Regions from separate parts of the Homo sapiens genome. Here regions 2 and 3 are each linked to region 1. The links are chromatin contacts, found by Hi-C or POLR2A ChIA-PET in ENCODE. All regions are on one chromosome and are shown on one strand. Each heading gives the region's core, a stretch centred on a gene start or an enhancer-like site at or near the end of the contact. The rest is flanking DNA. Distances are from core to core; before and after follow the strand shown.

What was found. Hi-C counts contacts between places; a loop is a spot of excess contacts on that map. ChIA-PET counts read pairs that join two places held with the same protein, here RNA polymerase II (POLR2A). Pooled maps may share reads with other maps.
Region 2: a loop to region 1 is called in a map of PC-9, with 19 times the contacts of the local background. The contact joins two enhancer-like sites. A Hi-C loop is called at or near these places in 3 of 168 maps with a recorded cell type or tissue (B cell, PC-9 and naive thymus-derived CD4-positive, alpha-beta T cell), 4 of 37 single-sample maps with no recorded cell type and 12 of 50 pooled maps. POLR2A ChIA-PET finds 5 or more read pairs at or near these places in 3 of 52 experiments (PC-9, activated CD4-positive, alpha-beta T cell and activated naive CD4-positive, alpha-beta T cell).
Region 3: a pooled map shows a loop between it and region 1 (3-fold over the local background). The contact joins two enhancer-like sites. A Hi-C loop is called at or near these places in 1 of 37 single-sample maps with no recorded cell type and 7 of 50 pooled maps. POLR2A ChIA-PET finds 5 or more read pairs at or near these places in 1 of 52 experiments (activated T-cell).

Annotation. Positions count from the first base shown.
Region 1 is chr6:13,353,796-13,357,098 of GRCh38, forward strand. No RefSeq gene overlaps it. Among named protein-coding and RNA genes, the nearest start is that of TBC1D7-LOC100130357, 27 kb to the left of the region's middle. RefSeq lists a silencer at 1,821-1,910. Within about 2 kb of position 1,801, at least 12 of the 41 ENCODE cell types and tissues checked have a DNase peak (open chromatin) inside an H3K27ac peak, as active enhancers do; they include PC-9, where a contact is called at or near this core.
Region 2 is chr6:13,723,715-13,727,061 of GRCh38, forward strand. No RefSeq gene overlaps it. Among named protein-coding and RNA genes, the nearest start is that of RANBP9, 14 kb to the left of the region's middle. Within about 2 kb of position 2,042, at least 7 of the 41 ENCODE cell types and tissues checked have a DNase peak (open chromatin) inside an H3K27ac peak, as active enhancers do; they include PC-9, where a contact is called at or near this core.
Region 3 is chr6:13,765,938-13,769,354 of GRCh38, forward strand. No RefSeq gene overlaps it. Among named protein-coding and RNA genes, the nearest start is that of MCUR1, 47 kb to the right of the region's middle. RefSeq lists enhancers at 1,756-1,815, 3,159-3,417. Within about 2 kb of position 1,304, at least 14 of the 41 ENCODE cell types and tissues checked have a DNase peak (open chromatin) inside an H3K27ac peak, as active enhancers do.

The DNA of each region.
Region 1 (3,303 bases), core at 551-3,050:
TGGTTTCCCCATTCAAGGAAGAGGAAGTAGGTGGGTACAGCATATATTAGGTCATCAGGAAAGCAGGTAAGGAAGCTTTCCTCAGATGGCCTCAGAGTGAATGAATGGATGAATGAAAGCAAGAGGTTGTTTTAAGCAAGTAAGGGAGAAACCCGGATGTTACAGGAAACCTAAGGAGAGAAGTTCCGGAACTGATCTGAGGACTGAGCCAGGGAGTCCAGGAGAGCAGAGGCCAGGGGCTAGATGGAGTGGGTGAGCATCCATTTCTGCTGGCCAGGCTGGTTCACCTGGGGACTTTCTTCAGAAATTCTGTGCTGCAGGAGGAGACAGCAGATTGAAGTGACAGCCTAGTGGGTGGATTCTTTGAAAGCTGAGGAGGAGTGAGAAGCCTTGTGCGTGCGTCAAAAATAAATAAATAAATAAATAAATAAAGGCTAAATGGTAGATTTCTGAGTGGAGAGTGTGTTTGAAGGGGCCCAGGGAGGGGACTAACACATGGTGAAATGGCAGATGCTGAATCCTTGAAGACTTCAGGTTCAGGGGATTTGCAAATCGCAAACGCAACAAGAAAGGACGAGGGGATCCAAGGTGCACTCGGGGTCTTAAGGATGTTGCTCATTTAACACAATTGTTGGCATTAAAGAATTTCCAGGAAATGTCAACAGTTGGGTAGCTTTGAACAGCCCTAAAAGTGACTCAGCCAGATGGTTCCTGTAAGAATTCCTCCCTCATTCCTCCTTGTCTGCCGTCCTCCTCCTCATACAAGCTGTTTCCAGAGTGCAGATTAAGGCTTGTCAGCCAAAGAGGAACCCTACTTCAGATATCTCAGGCAACATTTACTTATCTTCACAAGCTTCCTTATTTTAAGTGCAGAGCCCTCTGACCTTTCGCTGTTTGTTCCCCTTCATCTAATTTACCCTACGTGAACTACCGCTTTTCCTGCTCCCTTCTCCTTCCCTTGCTGGTCCATTAATGCCAGCTCCTTCCTCTCTTTTTTTCTCTCCATCCTTTCTTCTCTCCTGTTTCCTCAGGGAGATGTCGAGTTTTAGCACTTCACAGCCGGAGTGATACAGAGCTGCTCTTTCCAGGCTAGCTCTGTCTTTTGCTTCATGGCAGAAACTTGAGTGTCAAGTCCGGATCCCTTGGCCTAGAACTCTGAAGAGTCAGCCTCATTTGTTAGTTCCGAGACAGACAGCTTTGGGAAGCTGAGAAAGCGCAGATCCTGGTCTTGCTCCTCTCCCTGGAGTTTCACTAGCTCTCAGGCCTGCTTGGCCTTTGCTTCTGAGGAGTCTGGAGTGATTTGCCATTCCCACAGGCGCCTCAAATAGCCTATGTCTGACTTAAATCTGATCTAGACCCTTTCATCCTTCCTACAAGGGAGTTAATGACATAGGGAATTTCAACACTGAGCCTGAACCTGTGGGGTCTGTGCACATGACCTGCACATCAGGTGCAGCCCCTCAGGCCTTCCTAGGGTCCCTCCTTCCCAGGGCATTGATGGCCAATGATGAGCAGGTCAGAGACAAAGGGGCATACATACACATGTATTCCAGACTGTTGTTCTAGGATTGAGTCCCTTCAATGAGCGAGAAATGAATTAATCTATAATTGCCCAAGAAGGCTTCTAAAAGTGACTTAATCTTTCGCTTTCATTCATGGCTGAAGAGAAGCAGTTAAGGTGATTAGAATCTGTATAAAATCAGGAAAGAAAGGTGTTTCTATAATTAGAATGACATTTTAGAGGAAGTCCAACAACCAGCTTAGGTAGTTTATCTTACAGAGTTGTGGTTGGACCACAGCAATGCTACAAAAGCTGTCACAGCTCAAGTCATCGTTCAGGAATTTACCCAGCAGATGTAGACTCAGAGATAGGATTCAAAAGGGAGCCTCAACTTGAATGCACAAGGCAAAGGATTTTGAATAGCTTCCATTTGCATCAGTTTTTTGTAGCAGTCTTGGCTTAAGTAAATTGTAACACTGCGCTTCTGGCGGTGACTTGGCATAAACTCTGTGAAGTGATGTGCCTTCTTCATCTCTATCATCTAGACTTCTTGGACAACATTCCCTGCAGGGGCCATTACTACTGCCAAATGCATAAGGGCTGGGGTGGAGGAGTGAGGGCGCCAAGCCCAGGGGATATCTAGGCAGAGGGATCTTTCCTGCTTAAGCAAAAGTTAGGTAAATAAGGGTCAATAACATGGTAGCCTATGAATTAGAGTGAGGTGAAGTTATTTTTGTTTTCATTTCTATACAGAGTTGTGCATACATCATGTATCTGTAATTCATTCTTACAGTAATTGTAAGTCATTTCATTTTTTAGATCGAGTCACCCAGGCTTGTCACAACAGGTGCTAAAAATGCACAAGATAAAAGAAGCAAGAAGTGAAACCGGAAAATGGTTCTGTGAATCAGGGAGGTGGGGTGTATAGACAGACATCAGAGGACACCCAGGTTTCTCTTCATTTCACCAGTAAAGAGCAACCTGAATGACTTACCATGCAATTATATCTGTTCTTTTTAAGCAACAGTTCAGAGACTATGAAAGCAGCGCTGATCATATCATGTGGTTTACTAGGAGGCATATAATCGCAGGTTTACAAAGCAAGAAATGGGACTAAATTGAGACAAACCAACATCACAAAGAGAATCCAAAATCCATGAAAGAAGAACTAGCTCCTAGATTTAAAATTTATATAACTGGTTAGGAGATTCGAGTTTTCATTGAGGGTTGGTTCTCAAGTCACATTGCTGAAAGAAACTTAGGGGAATGGATGCCATCGTGATGACACTTCACATTTGGGTGGATGGTGCTTTTAGTTTTGACAAAGCACTCTCCTTTTTGGCCTTATTTAGAACTGCTGTTAGATTTACTGCAGAATCATGTGGTATGAGAATGTCATATGTTCAAGACAATAATCTATGTGGATACAGGGGGTTGCTACAATGTTATCATAATAGATGGACTGAATTCTGGATGTATTTATATCAGGACCTGCTCATGAAGGAGTGAATGAGATTTCAGATTTTGCAGTATTAATTCTTATTTTTAAGTGAAGGGGAAACCATAGACCAGAAGGAACATTCATGAGCATTCTCTAAGACTCAGCAAAAGATAGAAAGGAAAGGCCAGCCCCTCCATAAAACACTCTATGTCATGCAAATTTGAAATTAGGCTGAGCTCAATCTGCGATGGTTGCCCTTAAACACTGCTAAGAAGGAAGTAAGCAAAGACGCTCTTTTAAATGGTCAGTGCTGGGCACAGTGGCTCATGCCTGTAATCCCAGCACTTTGGGAGGCTGAGGC
Region 2 (3,347 bases), core at 792-3,291, 370 kb after region 1:
TCATCAAAATCAAAGCACTTTCTATTTGAAAGTACTTTTCTGTAAGATACAGAGCTTGGTTATATAAATTATGTACGTCAATAAGGCAATCTAGGCTCACTGCTTGTCTTCATAATTTTATAGCTCTCTCTCTCTCTCTCGGTTCTGGCCACATTTCAGTAAAGGAAGGGGTTATATAAGCATTCTGGTTTGATGGAAAAGTAATTTTATGATTGAAGTATGAACTGAAATGGCTCTTCCACTGGGCAGAGGCATTAATGCCATAAAACTGCCTTTAAGGGACTATTAGAGGGTCACCATGACTGCTGCAGCTCAGGGCTGTTACTTTCTAACCATTACATGCCTAATGTCATGTGTATTATGCTTTAATAACTATTTAAAAATTTGACCCCATAAGGACAATTTTGTAGGGTAGGTTAGGTGTCCCAGATCAGGTTTCCTAGAAACGGAGGCTGAGATGGGGTTTCTGGTACCTGTGATCTTTTGACAGAGTGCTCTCAAGTGAAATGTGTAGGGGAATAAGGGAAGTAAACTAGCACGGGGAGGAAGCCAGGCGAAGATGTAAGCTCGGTGAGGTCTGGCTCCAGCCTAACCCCACAGGAAGCTCTGGAGTGTGTGTGCACCATGCAGTCATCCCACCTTAAGGCAAGAGTCCAGGGCTTTTAAAGCCTGTATTAACCACTCATTAGCTGCAGACCACATTCCTCCCTGGGGTGGTATAACATCCGAGGGATCTCTGGGCAAGGAGGTGAGGGTGTGGCTATGAGTCACTGGCAACATTCCCTGTGGCCTGAGATGGGTGCATCAGCAGGTGACAGGACATGCTCAGGGCACCAAGAGCATCCAAGGATGCTTTTTTTTTTTTTTTTTTGAGATGGAGTCTCACTCTGTCACCCAGGCTGGAGTGCAGTGGTGCCATCTCAGCTCACTGCAACCTTCGCCTCCCAGATACAGATGATTTTAATGCCTCAGCCTCCTGAGTAGCAGGGATTACAGGCTCCTGCCACCCCACCAGGCTAATTTTTGTATTTTTAGTAGAAACGGGGTCTACCATGTTGGCTAGGCTGGTCTCAAACTTCTGACCTTAGGTGATCCACCTGCCTCGGCCTCCCACAGTGCTGGGATTACAGGTGAGAGCCACTGCACCTGGCCTTCCAGTCACATTTCTAATCACACACCTGATCATTTCAATGACTACATCTGCCTTAAGAGAACTCTCTGAATGTTGGCATTACTGAGCAATGTTGGAATGTCACAAGTCTTGCAAATATGTCCATCAAATAAGTTCACATTTTAATAGGTTTAATCTGGGAAGAGGGTCTTTCATAAAGAGACGATTTTTAGAATACGTGTGTACGTAGGAACACAAGCCCGTAAGTTTGGCTGTTGCCACCATGCTCATTACTGACCTTCATCATGTTTATTTTCATGGTCCATATGCCTTTTTCTACTCTCTGTTGACCATGTGAAAGTCTGTCTGTGTCAGCATGGTTTACCTTAGTTTATAAGGTCCTCATAGGTATAGGTCACAACTATTTACTGTTCTCTATGTTGCATGTTGCACAATTATGGGTTTAACAACTGCTTCTTGTTGATATAGGGATGTAACTCTGCTTTTTTATTATGGCAATGATATTCTATTTGATAATTGCCCAGGCCTTAAACATATGACTAAGGCATCATCCTGAGCAGGACTTGCAAACTCAAATACCTCCATGAGCCAGGTAGATAATGTAAAAGAGTGAACCAGGTCGGGTATAAAACAATAACAGAGTGGAGAGCATAAAGGAATTTCAAATCAAAACGTTCCAAACACTTCACAGGTCAAACAAAACACCTCTGTGGGTCAGATCTGGCCAATGGTTCACCAGTTAGTGGCCTAAAGGCTAGGTCTGAACTCAAAGCCGGAAACTCAGGCCAATTACAGGTGTCCTGGATCTGTCTTAGGTTTGCCAAAAGCTATCATTACTTGTCCCTGCCTACCGTGGGTGATCTGAAATACCAGATTTTTCAGTCATGCTGCCCTGCCTGTAGAACCAGACCTGGAGATTTTGAGATACTTCCTGGCTTGCCAGGGAAATCTGAGTCATAGGTGCCCCATTTACTTAACACAACCACAAAAAAACACCTTCAAAGAGCCTATTTCCTATTGTAGTGCCCTATATCTAGGAGGCACTCCTTAAATACTTCTTGATGACACAAGCAAGCTACTTTCATAATGCTTGATTTCAAGTCTTTATAACCCATCCAGTGGTCTTCATTCTAAGAATTAAGTGTAGGGGCTGGGCACGTTGGCTCACACCTGTAATCCCAGCTCTTTGGGAGGCCGAGGCGGGCAGATCACGAGGTCAGGAGATCAAGACCATCCTGGCTAACACGGTGAAACCCCATCTCTACCAAAAATACAAAAAATTAGCCGGGCGTGATGGCGGGCACCTGTAATCCCAGCTACTCGGGAGGCTGAGGCAGGAGAATGGCGTGAACCCAGGAGGCGGAGCTTGCAGTGAGCCGAGATCACGCCACTGCACTCCAGCCTGGGAGATAGAGAGAGACTCCGTCTCAAAAAAAAAAAAAAAAAAAAAAGAATTAAGTGTTCACAGTTTAATTATGATGCAAAGATTACATATACTATACCAAGTGTTGACAAGGATGTGCAGAAATCAGAGCCCTGATACGCTCAGACACTGCAGGTGTGAAAACAGTATGGCAGTTCCTCCAAGCTTAAACTTAGATTTCCCATATGACCCAGCAATTCTACTCCTGGGTATATACCCAAAAGAAAGGAAAACATATGTTCACATAAAAACTTGCACACAAATGTTCATAGCAGCATTATTCATAATAGTAAAAAAGTAGAAATAATCCAAATATCCATCAATGGATGAATGGATAAATAAAATGTTGGCCGGGCACAGTGGCTCACATCTGTAATCTCAGCACTTTGGGAGGCCGGATCGCTTGTGTCCAGGAGTTTGAGACCAGCCTGGGCAACATGAAGAAACCCTATCTCTAGAAAAAAATAGAAAAGTTAGCCAGGCGTAATGGTGCGCACCTGTACACCCAGCTACTCGGAAGGCTGAGGTGGAAGGATCTCTGGAGCCCGTGAGGTCGAGGCTGCAGTGGGCTGTGATCATGCCACTGCTCTCCAGCTTGGGTGACAGAGCGAGACCCTGTCTCAAGAATTTTTTAATTAAATTCAATTAAACATTTAAAAATAAAATGTTGTCTATTCATAGAGTGGAACATTATTCAGCAGTATAAAGGAATGGAGTTCTGGTTCTGATGAATGTTACAACACAGATGAACCTTCATAATATTATGCTAATTGAAGGGTGCCAATCACAAAA
Region 3 (3,417 bases), core at 54-2,553, 410 kb after region 1:
AGGGCATGAGACAAATGATTACATACTTGTGAGACTTTAGTTGGTGCTCATTTTTCCTAAGATAAGGTGAACATTTGAAGAAAAAGGGAATAGAGGAAGAAGATGTCTGAGGAGGGGTGAAGGTGTCTTTGTTCTGTACCTGGAAAGATAAACTAGTAGTCTTTTGAAAGGGCTGGTTTCTGTTTAGCCCTGAGGGAAGAAAACCTAATAGCTGTTATAGAGGTAGGGGGTATAATGAGGCGTGTCCAATCTCCCATCCCCTCATGGCCGTGAATTCAGCTTGCAAGATTCCCTTGGCCAAGAAGGGGTCTGTTCAGTCAGTTAGGGGCTTGGAATTTCATTTTTATTTCTTACTCGTGATTGACTTAGGAATCTAGGCTCAAGCCAATCAGCACATAGCATTCCCTTGATGTCAGTTATTAGTTTGTGGTTAAGGGAGTGGCCCTGTGTCTTTGTGGCAGCCATTCTGACTATGAAGGGAGCCAGGCTTAAAAGGCAGCTGACACTGAGGATGGAAAGCAGAGATGCAGAAAGAACCTAGGTCCTTGACACCAGGGTTCAATCAGCCTGTCCCATCTGTGAACTTCCAGTTACATAGGCCAATACATTTCCTTTTTGGTTAAACTCATTTGAGTTGGCTTTTCCGTTAGTTGCCGCTGAAAGCACGCTACCAGATACAGTAAGCATTATAATCCCTACTTTTACACAGGAGAGATTAGTTCAGACAACTAGGAAGCAGATGCGCTAGGATTTTTTTTTTTTTTTTAAGACAGAGTCTTGCGCTGTCACCCAGGCTGCAGTGCAGTGGCACGATCTCAGCTCACTGCAACCTCGGCCTCCTGGGTTCAAGCGATTCTTCTGCTTCAGACACCTAAGTAGCTGGGACTACAGGTGCACACCACCGCACCTGGCTAATTTTATGTATTTTTAGTAGAGACGGGGTTTCACCATGTTGGCCAGGCTGGTCTGGAACTCCTGACCTCAAGTGATCCTCCCACCTCAGCCTCCCAAAGTGCTGGAATTAGAGGCATGAGCCACTGTAGCCGGCCCATGCTAGGATTTGAATCCAGGTCTCTGTTGTTAAATCCCACTTTTATAATGAAGCCATCAATGGTGAGATTTGTCCCTTTCTGGAAAGTAGAGGGTTTTGGTGAGTTAGGGTACTAAGACTACAGGCGGGCAGTGGGCATCAGACAAAAGAAGGGATACCATGGAATGAGGAAAAGGTCGGGAGAGAGGAGGGAGGATGCATACAAGACAAATCACTCCTGCTTAAGTCTTTTCTGGGCCGGCCCCAGGCTCTGGTATTTCTTTATGTCCTTAAATCAAATGACGTCCTTTCTCTTCTCCTCTTCCCCAAAATGCAAGACCAACACTGGAAGAGTGGAAAGCCAGTGTTCCTTTGAGGAGGAGGCTGATTGGTCCAAGTAGTTCTATAAACTGCATCCACCCACATCACGCTACTCCAAAGACACTTTATAATCACAAAAGAAACAATCCGGAAGATTCCAGTTGTCAATGCAGCTTGAATTGTAGCAGCAGCAGACCTTGCCCAAAAACATATAACATGGCATAAAGTCAGGATTGTTATAACCTTGGGGATCCCAAGGCTCCGTGCTCCCTCCGTGGATGCCAACGTTTGCGGGGGCTCGTGTCTCTGTTCCGCTACACCGCTGCCTCCGACGCAGGTCTGCTTCATCTCTCCCACCACGTTTCCTGCCTCCTCTGGTGCCCCCCTCTGACAGTCATGTGGCTAATTTTAAACCGTAATCTGAAGCCCAGAACCGGGAAAGTCCCATGGTCCGAGGGTGGCCACAGCTAAAGGACACTCGGGAAACATGACAAAAGGCTTTGGAGAAATGAGGCAAACAGGAAGGGGACAACTTTCTCTCCAGTGAGGATCAAGAGTTTAAAATAAGAGCAGAACATCCTTGTTAAAAAATACTGCAAAGGGCTTTGTGCTAACTTGAAACTGATTGCTAAGGGAAGCAGATAGTAAGTGGAGCACTATTTTAGTACTAGGAAGGGACACCAGTAAGAGGACAGTCCTTCTGATGAGGTTTAATTATATAAACTAATTTCTTTTCTTTTCTTTTCTTTTTTTTTTTTTTTTTGAGACAGAGTCTTGCTCTGTTGCCCAGGCTGGAGTGCAGTGGCCCGATCTTGGCTCACTGCAACCTCTACCTCCCAGTTTCAAGTGATTCTGGTGCCTCAGCCTCCTGAGTAGCTAGGACTACAGGTGCCCACCACCACATCTGGCTCATTTTTGTATTCTTAGTAGAGACGTGTTTCACCATGTCGGCCAGGCTGGTCTCAAACTCCTGACCTCAGGTGATCTGCCCGCCTTGGCCTTCCAGTGTGCTAGGATTACAGGCATGAGCCACCACGCCCAGCCTATATAAACTAATTTCATCCTCCTAAGGACCACATGAGATAGGTATTACTATTACCCCTATTTCACTGAGGAGGAGACTGAGGCACTGAGAGGTTAAGTCATCTGCCCACCGTCATACAGGGTTCAAACCAAGGCAGCCTGGCTCTGGAGGGCACACTCCTTGCCAGGACACAAGGCAAGGAGTCCTGAGGAGGAGGAGTCCATGTTAGCTAACAAGGAGTTCATGTTAGCAGGGGTAAGCACAGAGAAGAATGGATGGGTCCAGACACCTTCTCAGAGGAAGTCAGTTTTGATAAAAAATGAAGATTGGCCGGGCACAGTGGCTCATGCCTGTAATCTCAGCACTTTGGGAGGCCGAGGCGGGAGGACTGCTTAAGCCCAGGAGTTTGAGACCAGCCTGGTGCAACATAGCAAGACCTTGTTTCTACTAAAAATAATTTTAAAAATTAGCTTAGGTGTGTTCCTATGATCCCAGCTACTCAGCTGAGAGGCCGAGGCAGGAGGACTGCTTAAGCCCAGGAGGTTGAGGATGCAGTGGGCCTTGATTGCCCCATTGCACTCCAGCCGGAACTACAGGAGAACTGTCTCAAAAAAGAAAGAAGAAAAAAAAAAAAGATGGAGATTCAGGGCAATGTTGAGAGTGAATGAGAATGAGTTATATTAAAAAAAAAAAAAAAAGGAAAAAGATTGCCCTTTTTGGTCTCCCTCCCTCCCTCCCTCCCTCCCTCCCTCCCTCCCTCCCTCCCTCTCTCTCTCTCTCTCTCTCTCTCTCTCTCTCTCGTTCTTTCTTTCGACACGGTCTCACTCTGTCGCTGGAGTACAGTGGCGCGATCATGGCTCCGCCTCCTGCGTTCAAGGGATCCTCTCCCTACTGCCTCAGCCTCCTGAGTAGCTGCAACCACAGGCGTGCGCCACCATGGCTCGCAATCGTCCCGCCTTGGCCTCCAGGGTTTGGGTTACCGGCGCGAGTCCCCGCGCCTGGCCTCGGTGGCTTATGACGGCCGTGGGGCGATGCGAATTTG